Regions from separate parts of the Homo sapiens genome. Here all the other regions are linked to region 3. The links are chromatin contacts, found by Hi-C in ENCODE. All regions are on one chromosome and are shown on one strand. The core of a region is the stretch at or near the end of the contact, and the rest is flanking DNA. Distances in the headings are between cores, read along the strand shown.

The links. Hi-C counts contacts between places; a loop is a spot of excess contacts on that map. Pooled maps may share reads with other maps.
Region 1: a pooled map shows a loop between it and region 3 (9-fold over the local background). The contact joins the promoter of ZNF688 here to the promoter of CDIPT in region 3. A Hi-C loop is called at or near these places in 5 of 50 pooled maps.
Region 2: a pooled map shows a loop between it and region 3 (9-fold over the local background). The contact joins the promoter of SPNS1 here to the promoter of CDIPT in region 3. A Hi-C loop is called at or near these places in 1 of 37 single-sample maps with no recorded cell type and 8 of 50 pooled maps.

Annotation. Positions count from the first base shown.
Region 1 is chr16:30,569,609-30,573,275 of GRCh38, forward strand. ZNF688 (zinc finger protein 688) reads right to left here and starts at 2,106. Exons shown (of 3, transcript NM_145271.4): 1 at 1,826-2,106; 2 at 1,402-1,515; 3 at 118-828. The coding sequence starts at 2,021. The coding sequence ends at 308. RefSeq lists enhancers at 1-447, 448-1,011 and a silencer at 1,874-2,113.
Region 2 is chr16:28,972,800-28,976,198 of GRCh38, forward strand. It overlaps SPNS1 (SPNS lysolipid transporter 1, lysophospholipid), which reads left to right and starts at 1,979. Exons shown (of 12, transcript NM_032038.3): 1 at 1,979-2,593; 2 at 2,693-2,758. The coding sequence starts at 2,353. RefSeq lists enhancers at 1,716-1,835, 1,916-2,025, 2,124-2,293, a cis regulatory region at 2,209 and a silencer at 2,246-2,335.
Region 3 is chr16:29,861,006-29,864,558 of GRCh38, forward strand. CDIPT (CDP-diacylglycerol--inositol 3-phosphatidyltransferase) reads right to left here and starts at 2,221. Exons shown (of 6, transcript NM_006319.5): 1 at 1,810-2,221; 2 at 1,581-1,715; 3 at 101-254. The coding sequence starts at 1,852. It also overlaps the pseudogene CDIPTOSP. RefSeq lists enhancers at 1-186, 2,342-2,879 and silencers at 1,914-2,223, 2,234-2,293.

The DNA of each region.
Region 1 (3,667 bases), core at 856-3,355, 710 kb after region 3:
ATAAAGGTCTCTGTTGCACCTGATCTTCAGATAACACTTTGAAATGAGTCCAGGGTCTCACTCTCTTCTTTTTTTTTTTTTTTTTTTTTTTTTTTGTTAAACAAAAGACTGGGGAGATGGGTGGCAAGTCTAATCTATTCGAATCTTTACAGGCACTTTTCTTTTTACAAGTTGGAAACTTGAGGGATCCTTGAGGAAAGCCCAGGGCATGAATTTCAGTTCCGGAGTCCCCGACTCAGTGGCCCACCTCAGGGATCCGTCAGTCCTTCGTGCCAAGGTCAGGCTCAACTCCAGCCTGCGGTGCCGCTCAGCCGCACTCCTCGAAGATGTCTGGGTAGTGCCGGAAGAGCACAGGCGGGTCCCGGTCACCTCGGACGGGGGCCCGAGGCACAGCCCGGATCCCAGGCCTCCGGCCCCGCCGCCCCCCGGAGCAGGAGCGGTGGATCCACTGGTGCGCTTCCACTGCGAACTTCCTCTTGAAGCGCATGCCACACTCGGGGCAGGGGAAAGGCCGCTCCCCCGAGTGCATGCGCCTGTGGCTGACCAGCAGTGAGGGGTAGGTGAAGCGGCGGCCGCAGTCCGTGCACACGTGGCGCCGCTGGCCGGCCTGAGCATCCATGCTGGGTATGGGTGCCGGGGGCTGTGCTCCTGTGGTCGGGTCCCAGGCAGCATTTTTGGGTGGCTGTGCCCGTGCCGGGGCCACGCTAATAGCTGGGTCAGGGTTGCGTTCCACCAGCACTTCAGGACTCTCCTTCACAGGAGCCTTTCTAGGCCCTTTGGCTCTTGGGACTTCCTCCGGTTCCTCTTCCTTCCTGTTTGGGACATCTCCTGGGAAACCGGAATTAAGTTACACTTACAAACACTTTTGCACAGACTGTCTCAGGTTATAGAATGCTTTTCACTTAAGGCAGTGAGGGAAGTTCTGTCCAGTGATTAACACACAGGCTTTAGAACAAGGTAAACAGGATTCAGATCTCCTAAAAGTGCCTTATCTGAGCCTTGGTTCCTTATGCATCAAATGGGAATAATAATGGCTTTTGACTTCACAGCGTTACTGGTTTAGCTGAGTAGATGCATGTTAAGCACTTAGGAAGTGCTCAGGAAGCAGGGGCTATTATTTATTTATTTATTTATTTATTTATTTATTTATTTATTTATTTTTGAGACGGAGTCTCACTCTGTCACCCAGGCTGGAGTGCCTGGTTGGACTGGGCTCCCAGTCCTCACAGGACCGCTGTCCCATGTTCTGAAAACTTTGTACCAGGTCTGCCTTCTTTACTCCTCTAGTACCCAACACAGTTGAATTTCTTTAGGGATGCTGGAAGTGGGGGCCTGAAAAGAAACTCTGCTAGACAGGAAGCCCTGGAAAACCAAGTGGGGGGACCCGGGACTATCCCTCACCTCTCCGAGCTCCTCCCAGTCTTTCCCCCTTCTCAGGATCCTGGGCGGCGGGGCTCCAAGCCTCACTCTCCTGTTCCATCCAAGAGATGAGGGCTGGTTTGGGGCCTGGGAATCCTGGGAGAGAACAGGGATCACAGCGCGGGCCTGAGAGGCCATCGTGGGAAGATGGCATTCCCCTCCAGGCTGAGGGCACCCCCTCGGAGCTTATACTCAACCTGGAAGGGGCTGCAGTGCTGCTGCCTGAATGAAATGGATGCGGGTGAAAACACTCCCGAGGGGGTACCTGAAGCCCTGGGAACGGGAGGTGGCTGCTGGTGTTGGTGCAAGAGTGCGGGATTAGGGCTCACAGTCCTCTCGGCCCTTCTACATCATCTCCCCTGTGAACCCGGTGAAGGAGGAGGGGGCTCGGACCCGGGGCTCTCACCGAGCGCGCCCAGGTGGCCGTAGGTCTCCTGCATCACGTCCCGGTACAGAGCCCTCTGCGCGGGCCGCAGACAGCCCCACTCCTCCGGGGAGAAGTACACGGCCACGTCCGCGAAGCTCACAGTCCCGGGCTTCCTGCAACCAGGCCGGGTCTCCCCGGGCCTCGGCGCCAGGAGCGGGGCTGGGGGCGGCGCCATGGGGCCTCGCAGCCCCGATCGGCGGCCGCCAGGTCCCTGGAGCCGCCGCCTCCCCGCTCCCGGCCTCAGCTGTCGTTGTCCACAGGAAGGGCGGCCCCGCCCAGCCGTGGCGTCCGAACGCAGCCGAGGCAACCGAAGTAGCAGGGACTGGCTGCTAGGGATTCGAGGATTCTGATAGGGACAAATATAATTCCTCAGTGTTTATTCACTTCATGGCCGCTTGGACATAGACACCCGGGTTAAGGGACCCGGAAGGTGCCTTCTGAAAATATGGCGACCACCCTTCAATTGTCACAGGCTGCTCTTAAGGGCGCCATTATTTGACCATATCAAATATGGAGCCTTTCTGACTTCTCTGGCCTCATCGTCCCACTTGCCCTTAAATAAAGCCGCTTCGGCTGCTTTTTCTAGTGGGGGAGGCGGGGTGTCTGGGAAGTAGAGGAGAGGCTTCTTGCCTTCAAGAAAGATGTAAGGGCCCGAAGCTTCACTTACCCCTCTGTACCCGCAATACGCAACGGCCGATGATTGGCGACGATCCCGGAAGAAGCTGCGCGGTGATTGGCCTGGGACTGGCGGGGCATTTGAAGGGACCCCGCGGTCCTGAAGCCTCTGTTGACAGACTGGAGCGCAGCGGAGACCTCGGCATCTGCGGTGCTCGGGATTGTGTCCCCTACGGTCTCTTACCGTGCCTCCCGATGGCGGGAGCTGGAATTTGGTCCCCAGACCCCTTGGGAAGACGCGCACACCCTGGCAAACCATGTGTACACCCGCGGTAGAAGCAGGTGCGTGTTTTACAGTAGCTTAGCTGCGGAGTCCACCCAGCCCCTGGCATCCGCAGCTCGGCTCGCTCAGGCTCTAGACCGAAGCTGCAGGCGAAGGAACGTGCTTGGTGAGGATGGAATCGGAATGGGGAAGTTTTAAATTAAATAGTAATTGTTGCTAACATACATGAATTTATTTTTTGTTTGTTTTGAGACAGGGTCTTGCTCTGTGGCCCAGCAGTGCGATCCTAGCTCACTGCAGACTCGACCTCCCGGGCTGAAGCGATCTTCTCACCTCAGCCTCCCGAGTAGCTGGGACCACAGGCGCACACCCAATGCTTGGCTAATTTTTAAATTTTAAAACAGAGACAGGGTCTTGCTATGTTGCCCAGGCTGGTCTGGAACTCCTGGCCTCAAGCAATTCTCCTGCCTCGGCCTCCCAAAGTGCTGTGATTACAGGCATGCGCCACGGTTCCCAGCCATTTCTACTTTTTCTTTGAGAAGGAGTTTTACTCTTGTTGCCCAGGCTGGAGTGCAATGGCGCTATCTCGGCTTGCCCAGGCTGGAGTGCAATGGCGCTATCTAGGCTCACCGCAACCTTCGCCTCCCAGGTTCAAGCGATTCTCCTGCCTCAGCCTCCCAAGTAGCTGGGATTACAGGCATGAGCCACCATGCCCGTCTAATTTTGTATTTTTAGTAGAGACGGGGTTTCTCCATATTAAGTCAGGCTGGTCTCGAACTCCCGACCTCAGGTGATCCTCCCGCCTCAGCCTCCCAAAGTGCTGGGATTACAGGCGTGAGCCACGGCGCCCGGCCCTGCCATTTCTACTTATTTACGTTGTTCCAAATTATCAAAGATAGCATCAACTTTCAAATCCTAATTTT
Region 2 (3,399 bases), core at 729-3,228, 890 kb before region 3:
GTTTTCATTTCTCATTGGTGGTTACCTAGGAGTGGAATTGCTGGGTCATATGGGAAGTGTATATTTAATTTTTATTTATTTAGTTTTTTTGTAGAGATGAGTCTTGCTTTGTTGCCCAGGCTGATCTTGAACTCCTGGGCTGAAGTGATCCTCCCACCTCAGCTTCCCAAAGGGCTAGGATTACAGGCATGAGCCACTGTGCCTGGCCAAAAACACAATTTTTAAAATGGACAAAAGAGCTGGGTGCAGTGGCTCACACCTGTAGTCCTAGCATTTTGGGAGGATGAGGTGGGAGGATTGCTTGAGTTCAGGAGTTCCAGACTAGCCTGGACAACATAGCGATAACTCATCTCTACAAATATAAAAATTAAAATGACACTGGGCATGGTGGCTCACCCCTGTAATCCCAGCACGGTGGGAGGCTGAGGCGGGCAGATCACTTGAGGTCAGGAGTTCAAGACCAGCCTGGCCAACCTGCTGAAAGCCCATCTCTACCAAAAATACAAAAAATTAGCCGGGTGTGGTGGCACGTGCCTGTTATCCCAGCTACTTGGGAGGCTGAGGCACAAGAATCGCTTGGACCCCGGAAGTGGAGGTTGCAGTGAGCCGAGATCCCGCCACTACACTCCAGCTCCAGCCTGGGTGACAGAGCAAGCGTCTGTCTCCAAAAAAAGAAAGAAAGAAAAAAAAAAAGAGTTCTTTACATGGATACAAGTCCTTTGGCAGATAGATGCTTTGTAAATATTTTCATTCAACCTGTGGCTTGCCTTTTCACTTCAGAGGTGCAATTTACAATGCGTATCACTCTCTAGATAAGCTCCACGAGGGAAGGGAGTAAGTCTGCCTTTCCCTGAAACCTGGTAAAATGCCAGGCACATACATGTTCAATAATATCTTGTTGAGGGAATTAAATGCCTGCAACCTGAAGTTCCTGTCCGCCAGGGGAAACCAAGCTTAAGGTTCTGAAACACGAGGCACCTAATATGGGGGGGGGGGGGGGGTTAAAGCCAATTATGGGTATTCGGACTCGAAATAGTTTCTAACAAGGCGTTTTGGGGTTGGGGGATGCTCTCCCCACGAGATTCCAGGATTTCAGTAGAGGGCCTTTAAGGGCTGGTTGAAAGATGGGTCTTGAAGCTGTATTTGCACAGAACTATACTAATTTTACTTAGAGTGCTTTATTAGATGTAGCTTGGAGATTATAGGGTGCCACTAAAGAACCACTCCCAAGTTATCCCTTTGACCCTAGTCCTGCAGCTGGGAGTCTCCTTAGGCTAGGAGCTCCTGCCTGCCCTACAAAAGCCCACCGGAGGGCGCAAGGGCTCCAATCCCGATTGGAGTGAGGAAAAATATGCTCCAGGAGCGGCGGGTGGAGACGCTTCCTTTAATAGGTATTTAAGTGTCCACGGTGAAGGCTCAGGAGTTTACAAGGCTAGCAGGGTTGGGGAATCTCAACAAAGGGCGGGGCGTTGCTCAAGCTCCATCCGTCCGTCCGTCCATCCCTCCGTCCCTCCAATCCTCCATCCATCGCGCTGCTCAAGCTCCATCCATCCATTTATCCATCCATCCATCCATCCTTTATTGAGAGTAAAAAGCCGCCAACCAGACCCTGGGAGGAAGACAGGATGGTTCCCGAGAACTAGGGCTGCTCCTTGGCTTTTAGAGGTATCTACTACTTCCAAAACCTTTTGAGACCCCATTATCCCGTTTGATGAAGATGGAGTCTGCCACGTGGGGGTTCCAGATAAGACAGCTGAGATTCGGAAGGGCAGGCGACTCCACCTAGTCACGGGGACGCTCTTTTTGACGCTCCAGGGACCGCAGGGTCTGGGAAAGTTCCTGGTTACTCCGGCGACCGGCCGGCCGTCACATGACATGTGAGCCCGGGCGGAACGCCCAAGAGGCTTCCGTAGTCGGGTGGCAGGTCACGTGTCGAAGGCTTGCCCGCGGGGACCCCTTCCACCCTGGCTCCCGCGTCACATGACCGGCTTTAAGCAACATGGCGGCTGCCGTGGTGCAGCGCCCGGGCTGAGCGACAGCAAGTGCAGCGGGCTCCTACCCCGGGTGAGGGGTGGCCTCCGCGTGGGATCGTGCCCTCTTCAGCCCGCTCCTGTCCCCGACATCACGTGTATTCCGCACGTCCCCTCCGCGCTGTGTGTCTACTGAGACGGGGAGGCGTGACAGGGCCCGGGTCCCTTCTCAGTGGTGCTCTGTGCTTCAGGGCAAGCTCCCCGTCTCCGGGCGCACTTCCCTCGCCTGTGTTCGGTCCATCCTCCTTTCTCCAGCCTCCTCCCCTCGCAGGTGGGATCGTCGGTGGGACCGGAGCGCGGGCGGGCGCGGCCCCCCGGGACCATGGCCGGGTCCGACACCGCGCCCTTCCTCAGCCAGGCGGATGACCCGGACGACGGGCCAGTGCCTGGCACCCCGGGGTTGCCAGGGTCCACGGGGAACCCGAAGTCCGAGGAGCCCGAGGTCCCGGACCAGGAGGGGCTGCAGCGCATCACCGGCCTGTCTCCCGGCCGTTCGGCTCTCATAGTGGCGGTGCTGTGCTACATCAATCTCCTGAACTACATGGACCGCTTCACCGTGGCTGGTAGGGACTCACTTCTGGGAGGAAGATAGTCTAGGAGAGGGGAGCCAGGGTCCCGAGGGTGGCGCTGCTTTGCCGGACCATCCTGAATTTTCTCCTCAGGCGTCCTTCCCGACATCGAGCAGTTCTTCAACATCGGGGACAGTAGCTCTGGGCTCATCCAGACCGGTGAGTGGGGACCACTCCTGGTCACACAGCCGCTCCTCCTTCTGTTCTGTCTCAAGTGGGGCCACGCGCTGGCCTGTCTAGGGGCTCATTAATGGAGGTTTTGTGGCCAGTTAGGGGAGGTGATGGCCCTGATGTTGCTCGGGGGTCAGCGGGACACCACATTTAAAGAGGGAGTCAGTTTAGTATAACTAAGTATAACTTCACCCAGGTGAAGACAGACCTGGGTTTAAATCTCAGCTCTTCCACTTATTGTGTGATGGTAGGCAAGGCACTCAACCTCTCTAAGCCTCATTTTCCTTGTCTATAAGATGGAACAAGTAATAACACGAATCATCTCTTAGGACTGATGTGAAGATTAACTAAAAGATTGTCTGTGAAGGGCCTAGTGCAGTGTTTGGCACATGGTAGACACCCAGTAAATAATGGCAGGAGGGTTGGGTGTGGTGACTCACGCCTGTAGTCCCAGCACTTTGGGAGGCCAAGATGAGTGGATCACTTGAAGTTAGGAGTTCAAGACCAGCCTGGTCAACATGACGAAACCCCATCTGTACTAAAAATACAAAAATTAGCCAGGCATGGTAGCGAGCGCCTGTAATCCCAGGTACTTGGGAGGCTGAGGCATGAGAGTTACTTGAACCCGG
Region 3 (3,553 bases), core at 971-3,470:
CCAGGATGCCTAGTGCCATCCCAGACACCCTTCCGTCTAGGCTCAGCCCACCCCACTGTAATGTCTCCAAGTGGCCCAGGCCCCCAGAATCGCAGCAGACCTGTGGAGGTGCAGCCAGTGACTGGCCACATCCAAACTCATGCTGATTTGGAAGAACAGCGTGGCTCCAGGGTACAGCAGGGCCAGGTTGACCAACAGGCACATGGTGGAGCAGCGGTCCGTCAGCATGTCCAGCATGGCCCCAAACCGGGTTCCTGGAAGATTAGGTGGGCAAGGGCTGTTATGGCACAGTGGATGCAGGACAGGTGCCCATATTTGGTTTATCACTCTGACGCAGGGTGTAAACGAAGACTGGAAGTGTCCGCCTGCCTGGGGAGGAACGCAGGCTAGAAAACAGGCTGTGTGTGAGGTCAGTGGGCAAAGGTCACCATGGCATGAACTGAGAAAGGCATGAGAGTGGAGGGAACAGGGTAGGAGGAGAGGAAAGCTATGTCTGCAACTCATCAACCCCAGAACCAAGACTCCAGGGCTAGATAGAGACTTGATGCCTCAGGGGAAGCCTTACAGTTGGGTCTGGAGAACAGATTAAAAAATTAGTCAACCCTCCAGAAGCCATCACCCTTCCCTCTCCATCCTCCCTCTAAGCATGCCTTCTGGAACCCCAACTGCTTATGCAGGGCACACAGTAGGCCTCCAGTAAACACCTGTTGAATACACTGTTTTTTGTTTTTTGTTTTTTTTTTTCCGAGACAGAGTCTTGCTCTGTCGCCCAGGCTGGAGTGCAATGGCGCAATCTTGGCTCACTGCAACCTCCGCCTCCCGGGTTCAAGCAATTCTCCTGCCTTAGCCTCCCGAGTAGCTGGGATTACAGGCACGCGTCACCAAGCCCGCTAATTTTTGTATTTTTAGTAGAGACAGGGTTTCACCATGTTGGCCAGGCTGGTCTCGAACTCCTGAACTCGTGATCCACCCACCTCGGCCTCCCAAAGTGCTGGGATTACAGGCGTGAGCCACCGCCCCTGGCCTGAATGGACTTGTATTCAGAGAGACCTCCAGCAGCGCCACCGCCATGTCATGTCTTGCTAATCCACACCTCTCACAAGCAGTGAGTTCTCAAGAGCTAGCTTAAATTCCTTTTGCTACAAAATCAGTCCATTCTTGCTGGGCGCGGCACTTTGGGAGCAAGGCAGGAGGATCGCTTGAGGCTAGGAGCTGGGGACCAATCTGGGCGACACTGCAAGACCCAGTCTCTACAAAAATTTAAAAATTAGCCGGGTGTGGTGGCACGCTCCTGTAGTCCCAGCTAGTCAGGAGGCTGAGGTGGGAGGATTACTTGAGCCCAGAAGATGGGGGCTGCAGTGAGCCATGATCGCGCCACTGCACTCCAGCCTAAGTGACAGAGCGAGACCCTGTCTCAAAAACAAAAAAACAAAACACAAAACAAAAAGCCCCAGGCCATCCTGTTCTGCTTTTTCCAGAGATGGGAATGACAGCCCTCTGACTCTGAGGTCCCGAGGAGGCAGGGGAAGGGAGGAGGGGATTGTTGAACCCCAAGGCTGGCTGAGAGGGGTGTCTGTCACCTTGATTAAGAGCGCGAGCAGCGTGTCCATCGAAAGCGTCCAGCAGGCCGCTGAGCAGGTAGAAGGAGGAGGCCGTGAGGGGGCAGCAGGGCATGAAGTAGAAAGAAATGATGGCGAAGACAATCCGGGCATAACCTTGGAACGGGACGCGGGGAGACAGGGCAGGATCAGGGAGCCCGCCAAGGCCCCTCGCCCTCTCGTTCGGCCCGGGGCCGTGGGCAGCACTCACCGATGAGGTTGGGCACGAACAGGAAGATATTTTCGTCTGGCATCGCGGCGCCTCCCTTGCTGCCCCGGGCCTGCTCTGGAGATGCCAGTGCTGTCCCAGCCCCGCAGCGCGGCCTCAGCCTCCGGCCCGGCGCATCGGCCGCACCACCTGCGCCCTGGACCCCGCCGCCCCAACCTGGCCCCAGATGCTGAAGCCCGCAGCCGTCGGGAGCATGGACCGGCCCCGAGGTGCGCGGGACGCAGGGGGCGCGCGCAGTCCGCCCTTCCTACCCGCAACCTCCCTCGCCTCTGCCAGCCCCGCAGGCGCTCCGGGCCTCCAGCTGCGGTCGCCGCTGCTCCAGCTGCGCGTGGCTTCCGGGAACCTCCTCCTCCGCGCCCGTCGTTGCAAAATTGGAGAGAGGAAAAAGTGGCTTAAAAAAATAGTTGCGGCCCCTTTAAGGCCTGTCGGCTTCCTTTCCCTTTTCCTCCCTCCGCCCCTCTCCCTTGGCTCGTACCAAAGCGCAGAGGAGGAGAGGGAGGAAGGAACCATTAACGTCAAGCAAAGTTAGAAACGGAAAAGGAAAGGGTAAAAGAGAAGACCGAATAAAAATCTCTGCTTTCCTTTTGTGGAGGGTATGACTTCCTGGAGGCAAAGATAAGGCGATAAAATTCCTCCTCCTGAGTCTTTGCGTCCCCAAGAGGCCAGGAGATTTGGTGCAGTCCTCACTTTACTCCCCGCCCCCTAAGTCTCCAGCCGCCTTTGCTCTCGCAGGCTCTAGGCGGCTAGAGAGGCTCCAGAGCGCCCTGCAGATGGGTTGCTTTTCGCGTGCCCCTTGTGATGGGAGGATTAGGTCGCAGGCTCCACCCTACGTCATCCTCCCAAGCTTCTCAAGCGTCTGGCGCTTGGGGTCACTGCCCTCAAGGAGGCACCTGGAGGGGTACGGAGGGGAGGCTGGAGGAGCAAACGGGGCGCGCTAGGAAATTCCTCTGTCTTTAGTTCTAGAACCCCTGATCTCCTAGCAACGAGGCTGCGGAACCTCTGCAGACTCCAAGGGTTTTATAGCGTCCGGTAGCGACACGGAGCCGGCTCCCCCTTTTCCAGCCTTCCTCCCCATCTCCCATTCTCCATCCCCCACGACCTATACCAGAGGTCCTTAGGCCTCCACGTCTCTCCTTTTGCCGAGTAGCCCAAGGTTTCCACCCATCTGCCAGGTCTGGGGCGTCAAGTCGGCTGCCTCGGCTTGGGAAGGTGCTTGGGAGGGAAGAAGGAAGGAGAGGCCCACCAGGCGAAGGGGTGAGGGGTAGGGGGTTGCGGGAGTTCCCTCTCACTCCCGAAGATATAAAGCAACCTTTATTATTATTATTATTTTTTCTTGTGAGAGGGAATGAGGCAGCGGGATGTTTCCTCTAAAGGCCTTGTTTAAACCTGGGCCCGGGGAATGGTGGTGGACTGGGTTCTGGGGGAAAGCGGGCTGGTTTCTCAGGTCAACTCAGGCTTCGACTGTTCCCAGGGGGATGGCGTCCACTCCGATGGGGAATGAGGGGGAGAAGAAGAGCAGCTGGCCATCTCAAGCTGCACCCTCCTTGAGAGGAGGTCCGGTGAGCACTGCAGGGAACCCTAGAGGTGGGAATGTAATGAAGTGAAAGCCTCCCAGGCAGAGGCACCCCGTGCCAGGTCTGAGCCACGGGCCCTGAGACTCTAGCCTCAACCCTGAGTCCTGAAGCCCCGACTCATAGCTCTCAGCACTAGGCCCTGACTCTAAACC